Linked DNA regions of Homo sapiens: region 1 is linked to region 2. The links are chromatin contacts, found by Hi-C or POLR2A ChIA-PET in ENCODE. All regions are on one chromosome and are shown on one strand. The core of a region is the stretch at or near the end of the contact, and the rest is flanking DNA. Distances in the headings are between cores, read along the strand shown.

What was found. A loop is a pair of places that touch in the nucleus more often than their neighbours do. ChIA-PET counts read pairs that join two places held with the same protein, here RNA polymerase II (POLR2A). Pooled maps may share reads with other maps.
Region 1: a map of GM13976 shows a loop between it and region 2 (2.3-fold over the local background). The contact joins two enhancer-like sites. A Hi-C loop is called at or near these places in 6 of 168 maps with a recorded cell type or tissue (GM13976, Ramos, esophagus squamous epithelium and 3 more) and 3 of 50 pooled maps. POLR2A ChIA-PET finds 5 or more read pairs at or near these places in 3 of 52 experiments (Caco-2, OCI-LY7 and activated naive CD4-positive, alpha-beta T cell).

The regions. Positions count from the first base shown.
Region 1 is chr2:64,874,919-64,881,752 of GRCh38, reverse strand. No RefSeq gene overlaps it. Among named protein-coding and RNA genes, the nearest start is that of LINC01800, 15 kb to the right of the region's middle. RefSeq lists a silencer at 5,514-5,720. Within about 2 kb of position 5,497, at least 8 of the 41 ENCODE cell types and tissues checked have a DNase peak (open chromatin) inside an H3K27ac peak, as active enhancers do.
Region 2 is chr2:64,502,115-64,508,043 of GRCh38, reverse strand. No RefSeq gene overlaps it. Among named protein-coding and RNA genes, the nearest start is that of LINC01805, 19 kb to the right of the region's middle. Within about 2 kb of position 2,948, at least 2 of the 41 ENCODE cell types and tissues checked have a DNase peak (open chromatin) inside an H3K27ac peak, as active enhancers do.

The DNA.
Region 1 (6,834 bases), core at 4,248-6,747, 370 kb before region 2:
AATGTATCTGTGTCTCTTAAACCTCTCCTTCTGCCTGAAGACACTTTGGATTTATCTGGCTTGTGACCAGGCGGCTTCTGAACAAATAGGGACTTTGATCAGTTTCACAAGGTGCCCACAAGTGCCAAGCACTGTGCTGGGAGCAGTGGCCATAACAGAACTAAATGGCATGGTCCCTGCCTTCAAGGAATTGATAATCCAGTAGTGGGAGATGAGGCAAGAGTCCATACCCCTTTATCCACAGTTTCACTTTCCGTGGTTGCAGTTACCCATGGTCAACTGAGGTTCAAAAGCATTACATACAATAAGATATTTTGAGAGAGAGAGAGAAAGGGAGAGGAAGTAACCACATTCACATGACGTTTTTACAGTATAAGTGTGAAATGCCTTTTGATGAGAGTGATGAGGAAGATAGGTGGTAGACACAGCCCCTCCCCTCACTTCTGTAGCCTTAGTGCTGCATTGACCCTTGGAGTCACCTACTCGGAAGGATGTTCTAGAATAGTGTGCTAGGAAGCTCTTCTTTGTGTCCAGTGGAAGGATGTTGTTGAGGACGCTGGTTAGCACTCTGTGTTGACAAGACGAGCCATGCTGAAGACTTACATCTCTGTATGTACAGAAGAGAGCTCATCTGGCTCCAGGCAACGTCACCATACCAGGTTTGCTGCCCGATGTGTGGAAAGTGATGACACCAAGACACCAAGGTGCAGCACAGAAAGAGGGTTACTCATAAAGCAACCAAATGAGGAGATGAGAGTGAACTTCAACTCTGCCTCCCTGAGGAGTTGGGGCTAGAGATTTTAAGGGGTCTGCATGAGTGTGGGGCTGAGATGTGGGGATCATTCCTTGGCCAAAGAGTGCAGGGTGAAGCCATGGGATGGGGGGAATGAAACTACATTCTCATGCCAATTTGGTTCCTCTGTGGGGGCCTTCAGATTGGTTGGCGTCAGCCATTCCGCTGGAATTCAGGATCTGAAAAACATCTTAAGCAATCCTTAAACGAAAGCCTTATGATGCTAACCTCAGAGATCCTATCCATAAGAACAATGGGAATGCAAATGGTCATGTGTGGCTTTTATTTAGCAAGCAGCTACAAGGAAGTGTGCCAAGTGCAGCCTGATTAATGCTTAATTATATTTCTGTCAGAACCTGGCATGTAATTTTTGTTAACCCTGTGATGGTTTCAGCAAGAGACCAGGCCACACTTTCCAGCGGTGGTGTTTTCCAAGGAGGTGAAGCCCATGCAGGTGGCTCCCTCTTCTCTCTCTTCTTTCCAAGTGACCCTGGCATAGGCAGACGCTTCCCTCTGAGCCAGCCCATCCCTGTCTCCCTTTCTGTATGGACATCCTTTCTTCCTCCCTCCTGGCAGCAGGCTGAAGCAGCAGCATCGGCACACAGGAAACACACAGCCTCTCACCCTGGCCCTGCTGGGGATCCATTAGGCCAGGCTGCCCAGATCACGGTGGCGAGATTGGAGACTCAAGTTGGGGTGGCGGCTGTGAAATCGAGCACGCCTCCCAGGCTGCTTCGTCAGAAGCCATTTAGGCCTAACTGACTTAGAAAAGGGAGGCTGTTCTGGGAATCAAAATCTAGCTTCCCAGAGTTTTCTCTGCACTGGAGTTGGGGGCCCAAGCCCCAGATAATAGTGTTACAGACATTACATGCCATTTGCTCATGGGAGCCTTCTCAGCACATATATTCCTTGGGAACCTCACGGGACCAAACTGCTTGGATTCAACTCCCATTTCCTAATCAGTTGTGTGGCCTTGGGCAAATTACTTAACCTCTCGGTGCCTCAGTTTTCTCATCAGTAAAATGGGCGTAAGGTCATTGTCTTAATAAATTTACACACGTACAGCACTTTGGGCCACAGTTGGTTCATGGCTAGCACTAAACTAATGTTAGCTGTCGCCACTCCCACCTAAGGCCAGTCCCTCCAGGAACCTGACACTTTTGGTGTTCCATCTCTTCTTCTCAACCATATTCCTGTCATGGTGGGTAGCACCCCTGTTCATCCAGTTGAGCCAGCCACAAGCCTAGAGGTCACCCCACTCCCCATCCCCACAAACCGTCATCAAGTCTCATCAACCTTATTAACTTCCTTAAAAACTTCCAGATCTGTTCCCCTCTGTCCTACTCTACAACTTCTCCCCAGAGCTAGCCCAGTAGCCCCCAAGTACAACCATCCCAGCCACTACCCATTTCCACCCTGCGGCCAGAGTCCTGCTTTGAAATGCAGACCTGATCTTGTCACCCCTCCCTGGACTCGCCCTGCTGAAATCTCTTAATGACTTTCCACTCCTCTTGGGGTGAAAATCAAAACCCTAACACCATGCAGACTGAGTCTGTTAGAATATTTTTGACCCTGAGGATCAGAAACCCTAGCAAACCAGATTTAAATTACAGGCAGTTTATTAGCTTCCTCACAGGTAGACTGGATAGGGTGGGCTTCAGGCATTGTATGATTAAGGCTCTAGGAACACGTCCTGCTATTCTCTCAGCCCCGCCTTCGTCTCCAGGTGCCAGCTTTGTTCACGGTTCAGCTAGCATTCTTTTGATCAATATCAAGTGAAACACTTCCAGAGAAAAAAGGGAACATCCTGCCCAGCCATGAAATAAAACTCCTTCCTGTCAGCCTGAGTGAGCCAGCTGAGGCCATGTGCCCATTCCCAACCAAAAAATTCCTAGTGACATGCGTACACTGAGTCCTTCCATGCTCTGCCTCTGGTGGGAAATGGGTTCTTCGGGACAAAAACACATTGAAATCATGCTGAAAGATACAACTAGTATTAAAAAAGCTTTGCTTGAATGATGCACAACTCTGAAGAATATGGAAGAGATAACCATGAACCTTATAGCTCCCCACTGTTCTCAATGACGGATCTAGGATCACAGGTTCCCAGGGCCTTGACCCCATGGAGATGAGCAGCAAGAGCCAAGGGCTGGAGCACCAAGGGAGGACAAAAGGTGAGGGGCTTGCTGGCCTCAGAGGAGACTCAACGGATGTGATGGAAAAAACAAGAACGTGCTGCCGTAGCGTCTTCTGCACCCGGGCTGGGTTCTCAGCCTGCTAATTGTTTTCTTTCTGAAAATGGACTAGCCACCACAAGACTTGAAAGCAGGGACTCGAACCGCTATTTGTACATTGATAGTCACAGCAGCACTATTCACAGCAGCCTTTTGGTGAAGCCTTTTGATTCACCTTTTGGTGAAAACAACCCAAATGTCCATCTACGGAGGACTGGATAAACAAACTGTGTTGTACACATATGATGAAATATTATTCAGCCTTGAAAAGGAAGAAAGGAATGAAATTCTAACACGTGTTAAATAAAATTGATAGGCCATTTTTTTGGGCTAAGCTTCTGCACTAGGTCCCAGTAAGACCAGAGTTAAAGTCAAAATGGAGTCACCCATGCTAAAGTTTCACATCACTAAACCTAAATTATTATCTATAGTTCTGAGAAATCAGGAGAGAGAGATAACAGCCAATTTCCCAAACAGGCCAGCTTCAATCTTCAATAGACAGGATAATGAAGTTCCCTCTGCCTTAATCCTTGCACACAAAAGGTAGCCTGGCATAACCTGAGGTTCACTGATCAGTGATTTTTCTATTTTTTCGATCTCCTTGTCTGTGCCTTACAAGGAAAGTAGCTTTAAGTGACTAATACACTTGGCTCTTTGCTTCCACTCCCGCTAGTTCTTTTCTGTCTGTAAGGCCAACCTCTCTGCTCAGCTCATCGGAACATGTATTTTTTTTTTTTTTTTTTTTTTTTTTTGAGACAGAGTCTCGCTCTGTCACCCAGGCTGGAGTGCAATGGCTCTATCTCAACTCACTGCAACCTCCACCTCCCAGGTTCAAGCGATTCTCATGTCTCACCTCCCAAGTAGCTGGGATTACAGGCCCATGCCACCAGGCCCAGCTAATTTTTGTATTTTTTGTAGAGACAGGTTTTCATCATGTTGGCCAGGCTGGTCTCAAACTCCTGACCTGAAGTGATCCACCCGCCTCAGCCTCCCAAAGTGCTGGGATTACAGGTGTGAGCCACTGCGCCCGGCCCAAAACATGTATTCTGTTTTATGGAATGAAGTATTGCCCAATTTTAGAATCACAAATAAAGTCAGTTAAGATCCTTAAACTGGATTCGTTGTAATTTTGTGTTTTGACATATGTTACAACATGGACAAACCTTGAACATATTATAATAAGTGAAATAGGCCAGACACAAAAGGACAAATATTGGATGATTCCACTTACATGAGCTACCTAAAGCAGCCAAATTCATAGAGACAGAAAGTAGAACGGTGGTTGCCAGGGTTGGGATGGCAATGGGAGGCAGAGCGAGGAGTTATGCACCCAGTTTCAGAGTGTGGGATGGTTAAAAAGTCCTAGCCATGGCGTGGTGGCTCACGCCTGTAATCCCAGTACTTTGGAAGGCCGAGGTGGGTAGATTGCTTGAGGTCAGGAGATTGAGACCAGCCTGGCTAACATGGTGAAACTCTGTCTCTACTAAATATACAAAAATTAGCCAGATGTGGTGGCATGTGCCTGTAGTCCCAGCTACTCGAGAGGGTGAGGCAGGAGAATTGCTTGAACCTGGGAGGCAGGAAGCTGCAGTGAGCCGAGATCATGCCACTGCACTCCAGCCTGGGCAATAGAGTGAGACTCTGCCTCAAAAAAAAAAAAAAATTCTAGTGCTGGAAGATATTGATGGTTGCACAATGGGAATGAACTTACTGCCACTGAATTGCATCGCTGGGAAATGGTTAAATGGTAGATTTTATGTTATGTATATTTATCACACAGAAAAAAATAGATCAGCCAGATGTGGTGTAGCCCCAGCTACTTGCGAGGCTGAGGCAGGAGGATCGGTTGACCCCAGGAGTTTGAGGTTATGGTGAGCTATGGTCGTGCAGCCTGGGAACAGATCGAGACCCCAATTCTAAAAAAAAAACCTTATGAACAGTAGAGGGGCAACAGGCGAGTCTCAAAGAATAACTATTATTGATTGATTCACCGATCTGGATTAAAGACATTTTTAGTGAAATACTTTCATTAGATCTTGCGATGATGATAATGCTCGTTCCCAGGCCTCCCAACGCACGGAGTCCCAAGGCAGCGTGTGTGAGAGTGAGCTCCTCTCAGTCCCTGCACAGACTAATCCTCAGTAACAACCAGTCCCTCTGAATCATGGCAGGCTCTTTGTGAGATGGGCGTTTCCTCCTTCTGTTCTCTGCAAGGAGGAGGCTGGGGAGTGGCAGGAGGGAGAGAGAGGAGGTGGAGATGGGAATTTCCTCTGGCCAGGCAGGAAAATACTGTGAGGAAACCAAACTGTTCCCATTCATGGAAAATGTCCTTTCCTCCCCACTTCATGTTGCCAGAGGGTTGTTGGAGCAGCTGTCACCAGTTGGGTGTGACTCATTAGTTTATCATCTCTCCCCACCCCTATTCCCAACCCCCTCCCTCCAAACCCACCCACCCTGAAAATGCCTGAGCACAGTCTACTATTTTAAGAACTGAATTCCCTGTCGGCATGGCAACTTCAAGGCTGTACCTCTTGTTAGTGACTGCCTGGATGGAAGAAAAGCCACCTTTCACCAGGGCTCCAGCCAGCCTACAGCCGAGGTTAGACCCAGCCACAGGGTGTCTGTCAACCTATTCTTTTTTGTGTGTCTGCTTGTTTTACAACCCTTCAAAAATGTAAAAACCTTTGGGTAAGAACAATCCTAATGACACTCATCAGATCCCAGAAAAGGTGTTGGTTGATATGGACAGCAGGACAGTGGCCAACTCCCCCGTGGAAAAAAATAAAATTACATTAAACATTTGAAAAAATATGTATAATGATAGAACCATTTTTAGCTTGCTGGTCAAACAAAACAGGTCAGGACCGTAGTTTTGGGTTTTGGGGTTTGGGTTTTTGATTGGTTTGTTTTTTTAGAATTTAAAGAGAGTGACAATATGCCTTCATGTTAATTATTTAGCAAACAGCAATACAAAATCTGAATTTTAATTCCTCCATTTTTGATTAATGTGTTTATCTTACAAAGTAAATGCACAATAGCAAAATCATATCTTTAACGTTATTCAAGGGCCATCTTTTAAATCTGTGGAAGAAGTCTGATTAAACCGTTCCCAAGAACCATAGTTTACCCAACCCCTGCTGCAAGACAAAAGCAACAGGTGTCAACACTGTATTTCTCACTGTGGACATTTGAAAGGTTGTGAGGAAGAGGAGGCTGCTAGGGGAGAAGATGGGAAAGGGATTGTGGAAGAAGGACAATATGATTGATTTTTAAAATTTCCCTCCAAATCTACACATTTTTATTATACTTTAAAGATTGATTTAGATTCTTCAAGTACTCCAAAATTAAAGTCTTCAGCTATGCCACCTTCCCGTACCCCAGATAATGATTGAGGCTCACAATCTACGATTTCCACTTGTAGAAAATGACATTTACTGCATAACCTCTTCTCTTTCTCTCTTTTTTTTTTTTTTGCAAAGGCCAGATTTCCTTCAGACATGTTGAAGAAAGGATGTATTTTTAATGTTTCCCTTTTCTGTTTGTTCTCTGAATTTTTTATTTTTATTTATTTTTTGTCACAATCAAGATAATTTTCAAATAAAAATTTTTAAGCATATTTTAAGCATATGCAAAAGTAGAAAGACTAATGAAATAACCCCTCATGTACCTGATACTCCTAATTTATATTTAAAGGGCTTTTCTGTGTAAATTAAAGAAATGGTTCTACTTGCTTAAAACATGGATTCAAAGGGAAGAAAGGCTGAGCACACGTGTAATCCCAGTTACTTGGGAGGTTGAAACAGGAAG
Region 2 (5,929 bases), core at 1,699-4,198:
TGACAATAACCACCTTAAACAATTTCAGCACCTGTGCACACAGAGCAAATACAAGAATATTCATTATAGCTCTGTTTTTAACAGCAACATAGTGGAAATAATCCAGCTGTTCACCTGTAGGGAGATGGGTAAATAAAATGTGGTAACTCACACTTAACATAAATGAAATAGATCTGCATGAATAGACATAGATAAGTTTCAAAAATGTTGATTGAAAAAGAAAGCAAGTTCCTAAAAGATACACATAACATCAAAGTCTTGATTTAAATTTAAACATAAAACACTATGTATGCTATTTTACAGCATAAAAGCGTGCATGGGAAATATCATATACTAAACTTCAGGATAACAGAGATCTCTGGCAAGGGACTTAAGGGTTAGGAAACTGGTCTTATCTCTGGGAATAGAGATAAAGGGAAGGGTTAAAGTTGATTAATGGACGAGAATCGGGCTCCATGCCCTCCATCCTGCTGAGTATGGGTGGAAGAGAGATCTGTGATCCCACCCAACTCTGTCCTCCAGGTTGGGTGTTTGCCAAAGATGGATAGCCTCTATTTTCCCCGCGAGTGCTTTGTTTGGATCAGTGTTCCAGGTGACACAAGGCCCTTCCTCCCCTGTAGCTCCCAAAGGAGTTCCTGGAGTGGGCTGAGGCAAGGCTGAATTTTGGGTTGTACTAAGGTATAAAAGAGAACTGATTAAATCCATGCACTAAGGAACTCGAGGTGGCGGTTCTCAGCTCCTGGCTGGTGAGCCTTCTCCTTACTTTTTATCATGAGGTTCATATAAATAGCAAAGGCATGTTTTAAAATTCTGAATCTGACATATTTTTATCCCCACAAAAATCTATTTGTATTTTTTAGTTTTATATTACATAATTAAAAATAGAAATTAAATTATAAAAATGCAAAAAGCCAAGAAATGTATTTTCTCAGATAATAGATTATAATATAAAACAATACAAAAAAGGGAAAAATGTCTCCTACCCCAAATACACAATTCCACCTTCTCAGCCATTACCAATGTTAGCATCTTGATAACATAAAAATTCCTGTGGTGTATTTTTTTAAGGTATGAAATGGGTGTCTCCCTATGCTGTCCAGGCTAGAGTGCAGTGGCCAATCCCAGCTCACTGCAGCCTCAAACTCCTGGGCTCAAGGGATACTCCTACTTAGCCTGCCAAGTAGCTGGGATTACAGATGCACGCTACTGAGCCCAGCTACTTGTGTGTGCGTGTGTATTTATAGACTTTTTTTGCCTATATAAACATATATAAACATTTTTAACATTAAAAGTAAGTAATACTATTAATATTACTTCATGACTTGCTTTTTTTCTATTGGACAGATGTTAGGTATCTTTTTCCATGTAAGTACTATAAATGAAAACCGATTGAAGCCTCTTTAGTGGCTGTATTGTATTTAATTGAATGGAAATACCTAATTAATGTAACTAGTCTCCTATTGAGGCATATTTACGTGTCAATTTTAGATATAATAAATAGCATTGCAACATTTACACCAGTGCACGTTTGAGGATGTGTGCCGCCACTACCTAAAATGGAAATTACAAGATCAAAGGATGTGAATATTTTGGATGATCTACACTTGAAGTTCTTAAAACTAGGTGGAATAAATTGCCTTGTGACTGTCAGACTATAAAGTCAGTACACTATGGATTAAAGCAGAAATTCATGAAGCCATCCTCAAAAGAGTTGGAATAGATCTTAATATGATTAAAGACACAAACGTATCACACTGAGCGATATGTCACTCAGAAAAGGGTTCGTCAACAATGGAAGCATGAAAAACAGAGAGTAAGAGAAGCAAACACAGCATGACCTTGTCCAAGGAAGAGAAAAATGTGGCTCTCAACCATGTGATTAAACTGGTCTTTTTTATTATTATTATTATTATTATTATTATTTTACAGTGGAGAAGGAAGCATCAAACTTTTATAGCTTGACGACACTTCAACTGACTCTTCCCACACACTAAGCTACCTTCTGAAGATTATTCCTCTTACTCTCTGTTTTCCATGCTTCCATTGCTGATCAACCATTTTCTGAGTGATATATCGCTCAGTGTGGTATGTTTGTATGTTTAATCATATTAAGACCTATTCTGACTCTTTTGAGGATGGCTTCATGTATATCTGCTTTAACCCATAGTGTACTGATTTTATAGTCCGACACTCATAAGGCAATTTATTCCACCTAGTGTAAGTACAGTTCTATGGTAAGGAACAGTTAGAAGTGAACTATGTAGGGCTCCATGTATACACAGGTATATAGCTCCTAAATGTAATGTTGAGTGGAAAAGTTGCTAAAGGGTACACACACTATGATACTTTATATATAATGCCTGAAAACCTGCAATATCATTGATCACTCAGGGATATTTATGTATTTTATCAAAGCATGAAGACATACCTGAAAATGATAAACATAAAATTCAGGATGATGGTTTTCATTGGCAGTGGATCAAAGAGGGAAGTGTAATCACAGAAAGGTTACACAAGAGGCTTTATAAAGTTTTACATGTTTAGACTTGATGGTAGATACATGGATGTTCCTCGTATTACTCTCTGGGCCTTTTTGCTCTTTTGAATGTTTTCATAAAGAAAGAATAAACAATAAGAAGGTTTAGTCTGGCAGGAGCATAGGATGTGAGGCGGCCATTGGAAGAGGTATGGTAGAGCGGGGCAGGGTCAGCTCAGAAGGACCGTGCAGTAGCTTTGCACCTGAAGATCCCGAGAGGCCCCTGAGGAGGTTTAGCGGTGGTGTGGAGACTGTCTTGGAGGCGGGGTGACGAGTCAGATGGATGCTGCACGACTCAAGTGGGAGACAACAGTGAGTGGGCTACACTCGGAATACAGAAGAAAGGACAGAGTGAAACTGTCAGCTCATGTTGCCTCAGTGCTTCCTCCTTTCTTTCTCAGGCTCCTTTGCCAAGTGGCTTCTGGAGAACTTCCGCTAATGGGAGGCACTGTGAGAGGATGGAGCGGGGAACGAAGAAGCCTGGGTATTCCTTCCTCTCCCCATTTCTCTGCTTCCAGTGGCCTCTCCAACAGGGACTGTGCCTCCTTCACATCCACCTCCCGTGAGACAGCTCCTCTGCCGGTGCAGCCAGTTCTCACCAGGGAGCCCTGGCTTCTGGGCACGGGTAATAAGTTTGTCCCATCAGCCTAGAGCAGGTGACAACTTCCAATTGTTGCTGATGCCTGGGTCACATCATTGACCCCTGCTCTGCATCTCAGCTCTTCCAACACCCTGGTAGCTGGTTCTCTGTGTTAAATCTCCCGTTGATCTCTGTCTGGACCCTGACTGAGACATACACTTTTTGGATGCTTTATATTTTGTCTTCTGTGGGAAACAGAGGCATGGTGGCTAAATGAGCAGGGCTGTGGCCTCACAAGTACTAAGGCAGCTAGAGGCTACTAGAGGCACCTGAAGCTCTGACTGAGGTACTTTCTTCACAAATGGTGGAAACTCCTGAGAAGACATGGCTTCTTCCATGGATATCAATGACTGCCATCAGGCCAGCCAGGCAGACTCAGTCATCAATTGGGCCCACCATTAAAATCAGCTTTCCTGTTTGAGGAGACGCTAATTCTTCTTTGGAAGGACACAGCAGCAGTGGGGAATCAGGGTGAGGACTAAAGCTTTTACAAAGCAGTTACTTTTTATGATTGGTCTCTATCATTTATTTATTTTTGAGACAGAGTCTTACTCTGTCACTCACTGCACCTCTGCTTCCTGGGTTCATACGATTCTCCTGCCTCCTGAGTAGCTGGGATTACAGATGTGCCCGGCGAATTTCTGTATTTTTAGTAGAGATAGGGTTTTACCATGTTGGCCAGGCTGGTCTGGAACTCCTGACCTCAAGTGATCCGCCTGCCTTGGCCTCTCAAAGTGCTGGGATCACAGGCGTGAGCCACCACACCCGGCCTGATCTCTACTATTTTTAAAAATTATTTTTGTGGTTACAAATTAAAACACATTTATTTACGCCTTTTGGAAAATATAGAAAATATATTTAAATTAGAAACAACAACAGAACTCTCCAGGAGTTTATCTCCCCTTATGAAGGGAATCAGTTTACATTAAATGAAATCTGTGAAACAAATAACTCGGATCTAAAATATTTTGCTTATTCCATCTTCTGTTGTAAGTCATCTGTTTTTGCTTATAAGGAAGCTGAAGTGAGAACCTAATGAACTAAACAAAAAGCTTTTGACAGCTGACTATTGGAATGGGGTGAAGGTCTCGAATGAGGATAAACATGTGTGCTGATATCCATCAAGATACAGATTTCTCTGTTGTCATTAATTATGAAGGGATAAGGACACCATTGTTGTCAAATTGTTTTTCTGCAGGGCCTTATCCATGTAAAATGTAAACCTGTTACATCTGCATGAATTGAAAGGCTTGTGATAAAGGCTTAGCCAGTCATGAAAGGTAATTTTAGCAGATGGTAATGGCTCAAAAATTACCTCTTATTAGTCACATGAAGATATATACATATTAAGTTCAAAGCATTTTTCTTCTTCTTTCCCTCCTTTCCCTGAGTTTCTCTTCTTTAAGACCATACTATGTGACCTCTGGTGTTTTAGGCAGCAAACACCAGCTCAATTATTTTCCTTTTGCAGTGGCTTTAAAATAAAGTTCTTCTGACAGTTTATAAACCTAATATTCGATGAGAAGTTTTGTTTCTTCCACAGTGGCTAAAAAAAATATTCCAAGCTGAAAAACTGGCTTTAGAAAGTGGTGATCACACCAAAATACTCCCATGATTTTCAGGGTAGCCAGTAGGATGTCCCCGAAGTAGTTCCTCTCCCCACAGCACCTGCTCTCTCTGTCTCTCTTGCCCTTTCTTTTCCCTTCCTCATTCTTTCTTCCAAGCCTGCCTTCTCCCAGCCTCCCTGCACCTGAACTGGCTCTGGTTCTCCTACTCCTCCACGTCCACCGTTAGACTCACCCAGTGTGTATACTCAATCCAAACCAGCAAGGCAAGTAGCTCGGACCTTAGCCAAGTCAGACTACCTGTTTTTCTGCAGGCATACTCTTGGTGGGGGTGGGTCTCAGGACATCTATATAGTTTTTATTTTGTTTTATTTTATAAAAAATGGATTCATCTCTCTCCAGACATAGTGTTGGGAAAATTACTTGGGAAAAAAGAATGCTCATGGACATTTCCCCCTATTAATTCACGCAGTGCATTCCTCTTCTTTTTTATGGCTGCATAGTATTCCTTAATGGGGTCAACCACAATTTTTTTTTTGAGGTGGAGTCTCGCTCTGTTGCCCAGGCTGGAGTGCAGTGGCGAGATCTTGGCTCATCGCAAGCTCCGCCTCCCGGGTTCACGCCATTCTCCTGCCTCAGCCTCCCCAGTAGCTGGGACTACAGGTGCCCGCCACCACGCCCAGCTAATTTTTGTATTTTTAGTAGAGACGAGGTTTCACTGTGTTAGCCAGGATGGTGTCGATCTCCTCACTCATGATCTGCCTGCCTCGGCCTCCCAAAGTGTTGGGATTACAGGCGTGAGCCACCGTGCCCGGCCCACAATTTTGTTTTTTTAGCTAATCCCCATGTTGATTAACAGTAAGGCTTCTCTACTGTGTTTTGCTATGACAATAATGCCAGGATTTCTCTGTGAATTTGTCTGGAGAGTTGGGTAGAAAGTGAAAGGAAAGGTGCGTAGTAAGTTTGAAGCATGTCAAAAGGTGGGCAAGTATGGTTTTGGCTGTGATGATGATTTTGGCTGGTCAGAGGGCACCTGCAGAGTATAGCTAAATTCCTTGAAGATGGGGTGGGGGCGAAGGAGGAAGGAAGTAGAAAGGGCAGCTGAGGGGATAGGACAATGCCTGGATGGATGAGCAAGCTTTGTACTTGCCACCATCCCACTCCTTATTAGGCAACCAGTGCTATCTC